3 separate regions of the Mus musculus genome follow, and regions 2 and 3 are each linked to region 1. Evidence: chromatin loops called from intact Hi-C (ENCODE). Cell type or tissue: heart. All regions are shown on one strand.

What was found. A loop is a pair of places that touch in the nucleus more often than their neighbours do. Peaks named below come from ENCODE experiments on the same cell type or tissue, not always from the same donor. Only the 100,000 strongest peaks of a DNase experiment are listed, where the experiment ranks them.
Region 2: a loop joins it to region 1, with 3 times the contacts of the local background. A loop is called at or near these places in 2 of 42 quality-filtered maps.
Region 3: it touches region 1 in a loop (4-fold over the local background); 2 of 42 quality-filtered maps call a loop at or near these places.

What each region holds. Positions count from the first base shown.
Region 1 is chr8:111,341,434-111,345,433 of GRCm38, reverse strand. Fa2h (fatty acid 2-hydroxylase) reads left to right here. Exons shown (of 7, transcript NM_178086.3): 7 at 1-296. Among named protein-coding and RNA genes, the nearest start is that of Mlkl, 5.2 kb to the right of the region's middle. In heart, a CTCF peak has its summit at 2,000 (motif pointing left); a DNase peak (open chromatin) is centred at 1,993.
Region 2 is chr8:111,507,645-111,511,644 of GRCm38, reverse strand. The region is part of intron 1 of Wdr59 (WD repeat domain 59); the gene reads left to right. Among named protein-coding and RNA genes, the nearest start is that of Wdr59, 12 kb to the left of the region's middle. In heart, no CTCF peak of the experiment used is centred here; DNase peaks (open chromatin) are centred at 1,004 and 2,114; H3K4me3 peaks cover 461 bases; H3K27ac peaks cover 2,795 bases.
Region 3 is chr8:111,642,105-111,646,104 of GRCm38, reverse strand. It overlaps Zfp1 (zinc finger protein 1), which reads right to left and starts at 2,662. Exons shown (of 4, transcript NM_001037665.2): 1 at 2,493-2,662. In heart, no CTCF peak of the experiment used is centred here; DNase peaks (open chromatin) are centred at 1,504, 2,194, 2,584 and 3,344; H3K4me3 peaks cover 2,220 bases; H3K27ac peaks cover 2,064 bases.

The sequences.
Region 1 (4,000 bases):
CTGGTCAGATGGCCCTTTCTAATCCTATGTATTGAGCTTATGTAAAAGACAAAAAAAAATCATCTTGCCTTCCTTTTTGTTCCTTTCTTACCCACAAGCGATTACTACTTGAAACTTATCAAAAACCCAATGGGTGCAAAGACTAAAGAGAGGCAGTGTGACCAGTCTATGATTTGTACTGTTTACGGTGAAGCTATCTAGAGATTTTTGGGATAAATATACAAAACTGCACTTGTGAAATAAAGATGTAAATAAATTGTATATTTTGAAAAATAAAACATTGAGAAGAAACCAGCAAAGACCCATTGGTGTTTGTTGATGGTGACTGGACTCCATTATCACTAGGAAGGAGGGACACTGACTGGTCTAGAAGGAGGAAGATGTTATCACTCTGAGCAAGTTGTACCCAGTTTCTGGACAATGGGATAATAAAAAGCTGACAGGCTGGGTATGGTCATAGTATATGCCTTTAATCCCAGCAGAGGCAGAAGCAGGTGGATGTGTTGAGTTCAGTGCCTGCCTAGTCTACAAAGTTCCAGGACAGCAAGGGCTACACAGAGAAATCCCATCTCAAACAACAAACAATGAAAAACCAAAAAGTTCCCCCATCCCTCAATACCTACCCACTGCCCACAGTTCCTCAGTATAAACTCTAGCCCGGCAATCATCTATGCTGGGATTTTGGCTAACTTGATCTTGGATAGGTCTTACACAGGTGACCACAGCTACTGTGAGGTCATGATTTCAATAACATATAAAAAAAAGTAGTAAAAATAAAAATTAAAAAAACAATAAACATATAAAACATGTAAACATAAAAAAGACAGCATCTCCCAGCATTCCTCATTCTCTATGCCTCCTCTTCTGTGATGTTTCCTGAACACAGTGATGTGGAGTTAATATAGACACTCTGGGGCTAGAGAGATGGCTCTGTGGTTAAGAGCATTGATTGCTCTTCTTAAGGTCCTGAGTTCTAATCCCAGCAACCACATGGTGGCTCACAACCATCTGTAATGAGAACTGATGCCCTCTTCTGGGATGTCTGAAGACAGCTACAGTGTACTCACATACATACATACATACATACATACATACATACATACATGCATTTAAGAAAAATAATACATTTCTGTTTTAGTCCCAGGTGTAGGACATGGGGCTGCTTCAGACTTCAGACTGTCCACAGCAGCTGACTATGTTACCTCTTGCTGTAGCAGGGGCGCCATTTTGACAGTGGCAGACAGTTCTCAGCGATCGTGTGACTCTGGGAATTTGGGGGACTCTTCAGAGAGTATATAAACGCTAGGGCCCCAAGAGCTGGATGTCTTTTTTTTTTAAGGTAGTCTTGTGCAAAGAAGAAACAAGAACAAGAAGAAACTAGATATCCTGAAGAGCAAACTTGTCCCCCAAAAACTTGATACCCCTACGCAGCAGAAAGTACTCTAACAGTAAAGATGTCGGTTTTCCCAATCTATCCTTTTTTTCTCTCCTATCTAGTGTTAGGAGGTTGAAACAGTGGAAGAAATGGGTTGGAGAAGGGTGGAAGAAAAAAAGAACCCACCAATAGCAAAGGCAGGCTACAGGGGGTAGCCAAAGGCAATAAATAGCATTTAAACAATCTATCCAACCTCAGCAGAAATTCAAGAAAGCATGTTCAAAAGAACTCATTAAATTCTGATCAGAGCAAAGCAAATACACACATTGTCTCTTATTGATCTAGCAATTGTTCTTGCCTGAGCACCTAGCGCCAGCCAGGTGTTAGCACTCCCCAGACCACTGGGTCTTTGGGTGGCGGGAGGAACTACCCCTCAGTTCTGTTCTATTGCATTCTTTCTTTAGCTCTGAACTCTGATCTCTGCTTTGTACTTTGTATCCTTTTGCCTTGTGCACAGAACAATAAGCTACATGTAGCAAAGCCCAGTATAAGTAAGTCAGCCTTGTCTCCGTCAGATCTGCCTAGGAACAGTTGGGTTTTTGCCTTCTGGTCCCTGGACTCTGCTGCCCTCTGGTGACAGCATGCAGCCCCGCCTTGTTAGGGCAGTCTTCAGAGTTCCTGTTTAGAAACCATGCTTGTGTGATTAGTTTTAAAACTTCCCGTCTTGTTCTCTGGTCTAACTTCCCTGTCTTATCTACTGTTTGGGGAGGAAATGAATACTCTCGTGTGGATTTCCAAACAGCCGCAGTGGCTGGAATTTCCCTCACAGGTATTCTGCCCAATGAATGAGTTGAATCTATAATGCATATTTCAGAATAAGTGTAATCCTTGGGAAATGCTGGAGCTCCTATCTTCATCCCACACACACAGAAAGCTAACACAAAAGAGGGGATCCCAGCTTCTCCTAGGCTCTGTGGAATACAAAACCTCCAACAAGAACAACAGTGAAGATGACACAGGACACGATTGAGAGGTAAGAAACAGTGGTTGGGGGAGGGTTAACTTTGAGAAGCATCAGAGAAACACGCCAGGTTCATTTACTTGAAGACAAGACACCAGAGTCTTTATACACTAGTCAGTCCCTTCCCCCATTAGCTTAAGATTCTCTTTGAGGGCATCACCTGTCTTTATTTATAGCCACCCCTGCCATCCATCTGTCTTAGTCCATTTTGTGTAGCTATAACAAAATGCCTGAGAGTCGGTACTTTATTAAGAAAAGAGGTTTATGTCACTGACTGTTTTGGAGGCTGAAAGTCCAAGGTTGAATGGCCCCATCTGTTTGGTTTCTGGCTATGTCTCACACAAATACAAAATGAAATCTTTAAAATTAAAAAAAAATTTAATGAAATTAAAATTCTGTGCAACACACCAAGAAGAACTACCATAAGAAAGGTGTTTTCATTAAGAGTTTCTATTGCTCTGATGAAACACCATGGCTAAAGAAACTTGAGGAGGAAAGGGTTTGTTGAGCTTACACTTCCACACTGCTGTATACTTGCTGATGCAGACACCATGGAAGAATCCTGCTTACTGGCTTCATGGCGTGTTCAGCCGGCTTTCTTATAGAACCCAAGACCACCAGCCCACGATGGCACCACCCACTTTGGGCTAGGCCCTCCCCCACTGATCATAATTAAGACAATGGCTTACAGCTGGATCTAATGGAGGCATTTTCTCAATTGACGTTCCCTCCTTTCAGATAACTCTAGCTTGTATCAAGTTAACATAAAAGTAGAAAGCAGAGAAGGGCTGAAAGAATCACTGTGCAGAAGAGATACACAGAGAGAGACATCAGACACTGGGCTTTGAGATGTGTTGAGCCCTGCTTGCTCTTCCAATCCATGTTCTATTCCACTCAGCACCTGTGGAGGCGGATCAGTGTGCACGCCTGTGTTTATTTTGCCCTGTTCTCAAAACACAAGACAAGGGATGAGTCAACAGATGGGGGAGTAAAGCCAGCTGTTTGCCTCCAAAAGTTTTGCTGCTTTTGTGTATCAACTTGTCACAAGCTAGAGTCATCAGAGAGGAAGGAGCCTCAGTTGAGGAAATGCCCCCATGAGATCCAGCTGTAGGGCAGTTTCTCAATTAGTGATCAATGGGGGAGGGCCCAGCCCATGGTGGTGCCATCCCTCAGCTGGTGTCCTGAGTTCCATAAGAAAGCAGGCTGAGCAAGCCACATGAAGCAAGCCAGTAAGCAGTACTCCTCCATGGCCTGTGCATCAGTGCCTGCCTCCAGGTTCCTGCCCTGTTTGAGTTCCTGTCCTGACTTCCTTTGGTGATGAACAGCCAAGTGGAAGTGTAAGCTGAATAAATTCTTTCCTCCCAACTTGCTCTTTCGTCATGATGTTTTGCCACAGCAATAAACACCCTGACTACAACAGTTGCTCTTATAGAGGAGCCAGATTCAATACCTAGCACCCATATAGTCTTCACAACCATCTGTAACTCCAGTCCCAAGGGACCAGACACCCTCTTCTGGCTTCCAGGGGCCCTACATATACATGGTATACACATGTATATGCAAGCAAAACACCTGTGAAGTAATTTAAGTATTAGAATAAAATA
Region 2 (4,000 bases), 170 kb before region 1:
GATGTATATGTTGTTGTGTAGCATAAGCATTTAAGACCATTTTTAAGTTGCCTTTAATACCAAATAGTCACTAAATTAATATGTTAACAAATAGCATGTGGTAGGCATTATACTAGCAAATTGATTTTTACCCTCAAGAAAATTGCAATCTAATGGAGAAAATGTACTATAATTAAATACCATTATAATATCTCAAGTGCCAAGAAACAGAATGCTAGGTCCTGCAGATACACAGATGTAGCTAATTCATCCTGGGGTGTGAGAGGACGGTCCAGCAAAACCTTAGAAGTGTCTGTACTGAATCCCAAAGGGCGGGGTGGGGGGGGGGAAAGAAGAAGGAGATCTGTGTAATTGCTGTGCAAACTTCATGAACTGATTTTGGGTCCCTGTGACCCGCATAAAATGCTGGGCATGGTTGTAAACCCCAGTGATCCAAATACTGAGTAGGTAGAGATGGGACCATCTTTGGAGCTTGCTGGCTAGCCAGCCTACCCATATTGGTAAGTTCCAGGGTTCCATGAGAAAGTCTGTAAATCAGTCAGTCAGTCAAGCAAACAAGCAAGCAATGGAGGAAGGCACTCCATGTTGGCCTCTGTCCTTGACACACAGGGACATGCATGTGTAGTGTACTTACCACACACCACACACACACACAAAGATACAGACACACAAAAAGACAAAGAATTAGCCAGATAAAGGATAGAAGAGTCTTCCAGGCAGAACCAGCCATTGGTATAAAGGTCCTGAGGTGAGAGTGGGAGGAAGGTGGGGGGCGGGGTAAGGGAGAGAGGAGGAAGGAGAAAGAGACAGACGTGAGTTTGGAGGGCTGGCAGGAATTCATCTTAAAGAATTGATAATGGCTGGCATATGGGGGCAGCGTTGGGAGGGGAGAGCTCTGAGATGGGCTGCGGGAATGGACAGGAAGCTCCAAGGTAGTCTGTAAGGCTACACTCCACTGAGGATGCACTCAGTCCTGCTGACTCTGCAGAGCCATGGCCAGATTTAGCACAGCAGTCTCTGAGATGACAGGGAGCACAGCTGGTGGCAGGCTCCTGGCCTTCCCGGGAAGAAGTGATAACAAGGCAGAGGATGGGAGTGGTTGAGTAGGGGAGACAGGAAGGTCTGTGCAGACTTAGCTGCAGTCTAGTAAAGCTGTATTCCTGGAAGCAGGGCCTTTTAGGTCAGAACGATCATTGATTCTGATCCTGTCTTAATTTCTTTGCTAGGTCACTTTGGTTTTGTTTGTTTGTTTCTGTGTTTTTAACTGAATATAGCCCATGTTGGCTTTGAATATGTGGTCGTCCTGTTGCAGCCAGCTAAGTGTTAGGATTACATGTATGCATCACAGTGTGTGTGTGTGCATGCGTGTGCGAAGGTCAGAGAACAGATTAGAAATTGGTTTAAGGCAGTGCCTCTTGTTTCGCCACCATAGGAATGCTGGAAGTACAGAAGTGTGCTACCATATCTGGCTTTTCACCTGGGTTCTTGGTACCGACTAAGACTGTCAGGATTGTATGGCGAGTGCTTTTGCTTTTCCTTGCTGAGTCATCTCTCTGGCCTTGTTTAAAGATACCTTTCTTTCTTTTTTTCTTTTTCTTCTTCTTTTATTTTTCTGAGACAGGGTTTCTCTGTGCAGCCCTGGCTGTCCTGGAACTCACTCTGTAGACCAGGCTGGCCTCGAACTCAGAAATTCGCCTGCCTCTGCCTCCCGAGTGCTGGGATTAAAGGCGTGCGCCACCACTGCCTGATTTAAGGATGCCTTTCTTCTATGGTTCTTACTTAGTCGTGTGTGTGTGTGTGTGTGTGTGTGTGTGTGTGTGTGTGTGTGTGTGTGTAGGTGTGTGTAGGTGAGTAGCGCTGCAGTGCACAGTAGGAGGCCAGGGAGCTTTGTGGATGGAGGCGGTTCTCCCTTCCACTGAGGATTAGGTGGTCAGGCTGGCATGGCAAACACAGCTACCTGCTCAGCCACTCAGCCACCTCACTCGTCCCCAGTACAAGTTTTAATAGGGGGTACAATCGCTGGTCTATCCATAATTCAAGTTTGAATCGCTGGTCTATCTGTAATCTACCAGCCCCTTCCTTCAGGCAGATAGGAAGTTCTACCCACGTCACTGCAAGTGTTCCCTCCTCCCTTGCCTTGGCGTCTGATAAAACCCCACACCCCGTTCTTTATAACGGCTCAGCACCTTTTGTTCATTGTCATTTTTTTCACTTAGCACATCCGTTCATTTATCTCATGTATGGAGCCCTGTCAGCAGTAAGGCCCTGGACCGTCGCCCCTGTCCCCTCAGCTCGTCCTTTTCTCTGGTCAGATGGCTTCTTGTTTTGGTGAGAGAACCTCCTTTCCACTTCTTCATGGGGTCAACCTAGCATAATCTCCCTATGTTTCCCTACAAATATACTGGTAGCTTTTTTTTTTTAATTAGTGGTTTCTTTTAAAAAGTAACTTTCTGGGCTGGACAGATGGTTCAGTGGATATAGGTGATTGCCACCAAGCTTGGTGACATGAGTTTAAGCCCTGGAACCCATGTGGTAGGAGAAACCCAACCTCTGCAGGTTACCCTCTGACCCACACACACACACACACACACACACACACACACACGTATCATCCACCCCCCCAAACAATAAATAAATGTAAAAGGAGATCCCTTAATATGGTGATTTATAATATATTTGCAGTCTTGATGCATTTTTGTGTTTTTAAAAATGCTACTAGAAGCATTCCATTGTGTAGATATGCATGCTAGAGTTGTAAGTAAACAGCTCTGTCCAGAAAGCATTTGCTACCTTCTGGGGTAGATACCAGAGGCAGAGCTCCTGAGACAAAAGGCACGGCACTTTTGGACTGTTGCCAGATTGTCTTTTCTTAGTGCTCTGTTACTGTATGCCTCACACTACAAATTTAGCAACTTACAACAATAACCATCTCTTAGCTCAGATTTCTGTGGGTCAGACGTCCAGGCACTGCATGGCTGGTTTCTTTGTTCAGTGCCTCATTGTCAAAATCAAGGCATCTCTGAGCCATGTTTCCACTTGGAGGCTTCACCTCAGAGGAATCCATTTCCAAGCTTGTTCAAGTGGATTTCAATATCCAGTCTCTAGGGGCTAGGACAGAAATTCCTGTCTTCTTTTTTTTTTTGGTTTTTCGAGACAGGGTTTCTCTGTGTAGCCCTGGCTGTCCTGGAACTCACATTGTAGACCAAGCTGGCCTCGAACTCAGAAATCCGCCTGCCTCTGCCTCCCAAGTGCTGGGATTAAAGGCGTGCGCCACCACGCCAGGCAATTCCTGCCTTCTTACTGACTGTCGATGAGGCCTTGCTTCCAGCTCCCAGAGGTCACCATCAGGTCCTTCCCTGGGACCCCTTTGTCTGTCTTTCATAGGTGGCATGGGAATCCCATCTCCTCTTTAGGTTAACTGGCCGGTGTGATTAACTCTCTCAGTTGCTGCCTTCCAAATAGAAGGTCTATACTCACTAAACAACACTCCCCCAACCTTGTCAGCCTCTGCTTTGTCTCTGTGAGCTCTCCTGCTGCATGTGTGTCAACCTTTTGTGTTGGCTGTTGTTGCTGTAATAAAATACTGTAACTAAAGAGAGGGTTTATTTGGGCTTGTGGTTCTAGAGGGAGAGTTCGTAATGTCAGGGGAAGCTGAGAGATCACATGCCAGCCACACACAGGAAGCACAGGGAGAGCTAGAAGTGGGGTAAAGCGGTAATGCCTGCTTCCCATGACTCCTCCAGCACCTCCTGAAGGATCCATAGCCTTCCCAAACAACCCCTCCCACGGGGAACAAGGGTTTGAATACACACGCTGATGGGACAGTTTTGAGCCTCCACACAAGCCTTAAGTGGAACCATCTTGTACTAGTGTCTCGTTGGGTGTGTTTCTCTTGGTGCAATCCTAAGAATCATTCCTATCAGAATCTATCAGAATTCCTGTTTTTAAAAGCTGAATAATAATCTACTGTGATGGTGACTACTTTTCTTTAATCTTCCAT
Region 3 (4,000 bases), 300 kb before region 1:
GAAGACAAAGGGACTAGCAGGGGCTAGCAGGGGCTAGCAGGGGAGGATTAGGCAGAGGCGACGGTATAATATGTATTACTGAGTCTGGCAGGGCTGCGTAAGGGGCGGCGTGACAGAGTTCCTGCCCAGGAGCATTACCTGGTTGTGGATACCATGTGCTGATGGTTGCGGTTGCCCTGAAGCTGATCTGCTGTCTTTATTTTACTTTCAATTTCTCTTTCTGGTGAATACGCCTCCCCCATTACTCAGAACTAATCACTTCTTAACAGATGAAACAGAAGCGGTTCACAGGAATGGGGGTGGTCATGGGGCTGCAGGGGACTAGGGACAAACAGGCCTTAAGGCCATGGAAAGATCTAGACAACATAACTACAAAGGCCAGAAAAACCTAGATGGTCCTTACTAAAAAGCACTCATTATGTGACTTATCTTTAAACTTGGAATTGTATGAGGAGATACGTGTACCCTGATCCAATGCCTGCTGCATTAGTTAGCCAGGGTGACCTTGGGGACATCAACGATAGAGAGTTAAAGTGGTCTCAAGAAAAAAAGGCATGGATAGGAAAAGAAGAAGTATTCTGGGGGCTGGAGAGATGGCTCAGTGGTTAAGAGCACTGACTGCTCTTCCGAAGGTCCTGAGTTCAAATCCCAGCAACCACATGGTGGCTCACAACCATCTGTAATGAAATCTGACTCCCTCATTAAGACAGCTACAGTGTACTTTCATATAATAAATAAATAAATCTTTTAAAAAAAAAGGAATCTGTAAAAAAACAAGCAAATGACAGGTGGGCTTATCTTATAGGAGGAAAACGTGTGTATGATGCAGAAACAGATAGTATTAGAAGGAGAGTGTAGTTTAACGGGAAAGTACAGCAGGCTAGTGAACTAACGTTTATGGAGAGATTGTCAATCTTGGACCTGAGGCTATGGAATTGTTAAGATATGGAAACAAAGATTAGAGAATTAAAAGATGATATGCATATAAAAAGTTAGTCCTTCATTCTCCTTGCTACTGGAGGGACTGGAGAGATCAATGCCTAGAGAGAGATCAGACAGAGCCACCTGCTTTACTTGCGAAAATGTTAAAACTTTGTAAAGATTTATTTAATATATGTAAGTACACTGTCACTGTCTTCAGACACACCAGAAGAAGGCATCAGATCCCACTACAGACGGTTGTGAGCCACCATGTGGTTGTTGGGATTTGAACTCAGGACCTTCAGAAGAGCAGTCAGTGCTTTTACCCCACTGAGCCATCTCTCCAGCCCAGTAAGAGATTTTTTTTTTTTTTTTTTTTTTTTTTTTTTTTTTTTTTTTTTTTTTTGGAGACAGTGTTTCTCTGTGTAGCCCTGGCTGTCCTGGAACTCACTTTGTAGAAATCCGCCTGCCTCTGCCTCCCAAGTGCTGGGATTAAAGGCGTGCGCCACCATGCCCGGCAAGAAATCATTTTAACCTCAGTAGTCTGTCACTTTTCTGTTCTTATAGCCACTTTAATGACTGTCTGCTGTGCCAGGAAACCGCAAAAGCTATGCCCAGCTGCCGTGAAGAACAGACTGTGTTCAAACAATAAGAAACCACAAGAACTGTGCCCTGCTGCCCGTGAAGAGAACACTGTGTTTAAGAGATAAGGAAATGTACTTTTGCTTAGCTTTCATTTCAAAGAAACGGGGGTTGGAGGTTCGGGATTACTGGAATTTATGTAACCATGGATTTTTTTTTTTAGAAAATGATTAACAGCGGTAAAAAGATTTAATGAATAAATCTTTAGTAAATAAAAGACTGGGTTCAGTTTCTGACAAGAGAACACATGAACTGACAGCTTGTATCCACTACTGACTCATATATTATTCAGTCAGCACCACTCCCACTCACCCCTTTCTCAGGACCATCCTCACCTCAAGCTGAGGCTGGACCTCGGCAACATACTTATATGAAAACTTTTACCCAAGCTAAACAGAAAAGTCAATATTAGAAAAAAAGAAAAGCCAATGTTAGGAAAAAAAAAAAGAAAAAGAAAAATCTGTTATACTGACGCTCAAACCGGAAGTAACGGGATAGACGTGATAATTCCGTGACAATATAACTGGAAACACCAGACACCAGGAACAAGGAGGTTCCAGGAGCCCGCAAAGCCACCGTGGGGGCGTGGCTAGCACCGTGAGCCCCGCCCCCACACCCTCGTGGAGGGTCAAGCGCGCGCCCGCCCGCCAGGCTTCCAGACTCGCCCCCGCGCGGCCTGAGCCCCGCGACGGCCAGCAGTGGCGCGTCTCCCCCCAAAGGGAGGCTGAGCCCGGGAGCTGCCCGTCCTCCTCCGACCCCACACACGCCGACCGCGAACAGCCCATAGGGACCGACTCTCAGAAGAGCTCGAGGCCCGACCCTACGCCCAGGGGTCGCCGCGGCCCGCAAGGCGTCGAAGTTGAGACTCCCACTCCGGCGCAGACGCGACCTTCCTCCCGGGCCCGCGCATCCCGGCCTTGCAGACATACCTGGAGGGGTCTAGCCTCCACTCGCGGTTCCGGGTCACGAGGCTCGCGGAGAAGGGGGCTCTTGTCACCCACTCGCGACTGCAGGTGGGGGAAGGGCGAGCGCTAGCGCTTTTGCGCAAGCGTGCACCTTGTGGAGCGAGCGGCCGTTCCCAGAGTCCTCGGAGCTGTGACGCTGAGGTGTAGGACTACAATTCCCATAATGCCTCTGAGCCGCGCTGCTAGGAACTCTGGGAAACGTACGCATTATTAGTTGGGTAGGGACCGTTTTTTCCAAGTTAACAGTCTGGTTTGTGTTACGGTCCCTTTCATCTTCCTGTGCTGTTAAAAACCCGGATTTGGAGTAACTGATTAAAACTTTCAACAACAAAATATGTGCGTTAAAGCAAATCTCAACCGCACTGGAAGCACACACCTTTCTGGGTGTGGTAGTGCACGCCTTTAATTCAAGCTAGTGAGAAGTAGAAGCAAGCAGAGATCCCTGGGAGTTGGAAGACTTAGAAAGTCTCAGTCCAGTCAAGGCTACAAAGTGAGATCCCCGTGTTACACCCACCCAGACACACACATTACCACTACCACCATTTTCCTTAACCTCTCGGCTCTACAGTTACTTTTGGAAGCACTGGCACAAATAACCCCATGTTTGTTGGTTTGAGACAGGGTCTTGTCAAGCCTAGGCTGGCTTCAAACTAATGATCTTCCTGTTTCAGCTCCCTGCTTACTGGGTTCTGGAGAGGGGAGGAAGCTAAGTAAACTCACTTCAGATACAAAAGCTTCAAAATGAAAGCTTCATTTTCTGTATGGGGCAGCCAGTTCTGGATCTGAACCTCGTCCCCCAAGGGAGACTGCACTGCAGGATGGGAACACAAAGGGGGGCGGGGAGGGGCTGTTGCAGTGACTAATCATATTTTGACACAAGGAGTTAAGGAAGTTTAACATTGGTGGTTGTGCCTTATCCTGGTTTCAATGTCCTGAGTCAGCTTTTGCAGTCAAGTCCCCTCCTGGACTCTGACCTGGCATTTAGAATGATAAGGGAACTGCACGTAGTCCGTTAAATCACGACAGGAAATAAATACACTTACTATTTGCATGCCTTAGTTAGATAATGGGATAATGGCAAAACCCCCTTTTTATATCCATTACTGGTTAACACACAGACATGAAACACCTGAAGAAGCAGGATAGGAGTTGATTCTGGGATCTGGGAACATGAACTCAGTTTTGGCCCTGCCAGCAAGATGGAACTTGTTTCTGAGATGGTTAGACTCATGAAATGTCTCCTAACAGGCGAACGGTACCATGCTCAGTATGATTTTATTTCTGTTTTGACCGTGATTATGAACACTGCATAGCTGCATGCATATGGTGCACATCCATACATATAATAGTCAAAACACTCATGCACATAAAATCGTAAAAATTTGTTGTTGATGATAATTTTAACTTTGCATAAAATATACACAAAACTATTTCTGAGGCATGGGGGGGTCAGGAAGGAAAGGAACGGGGAT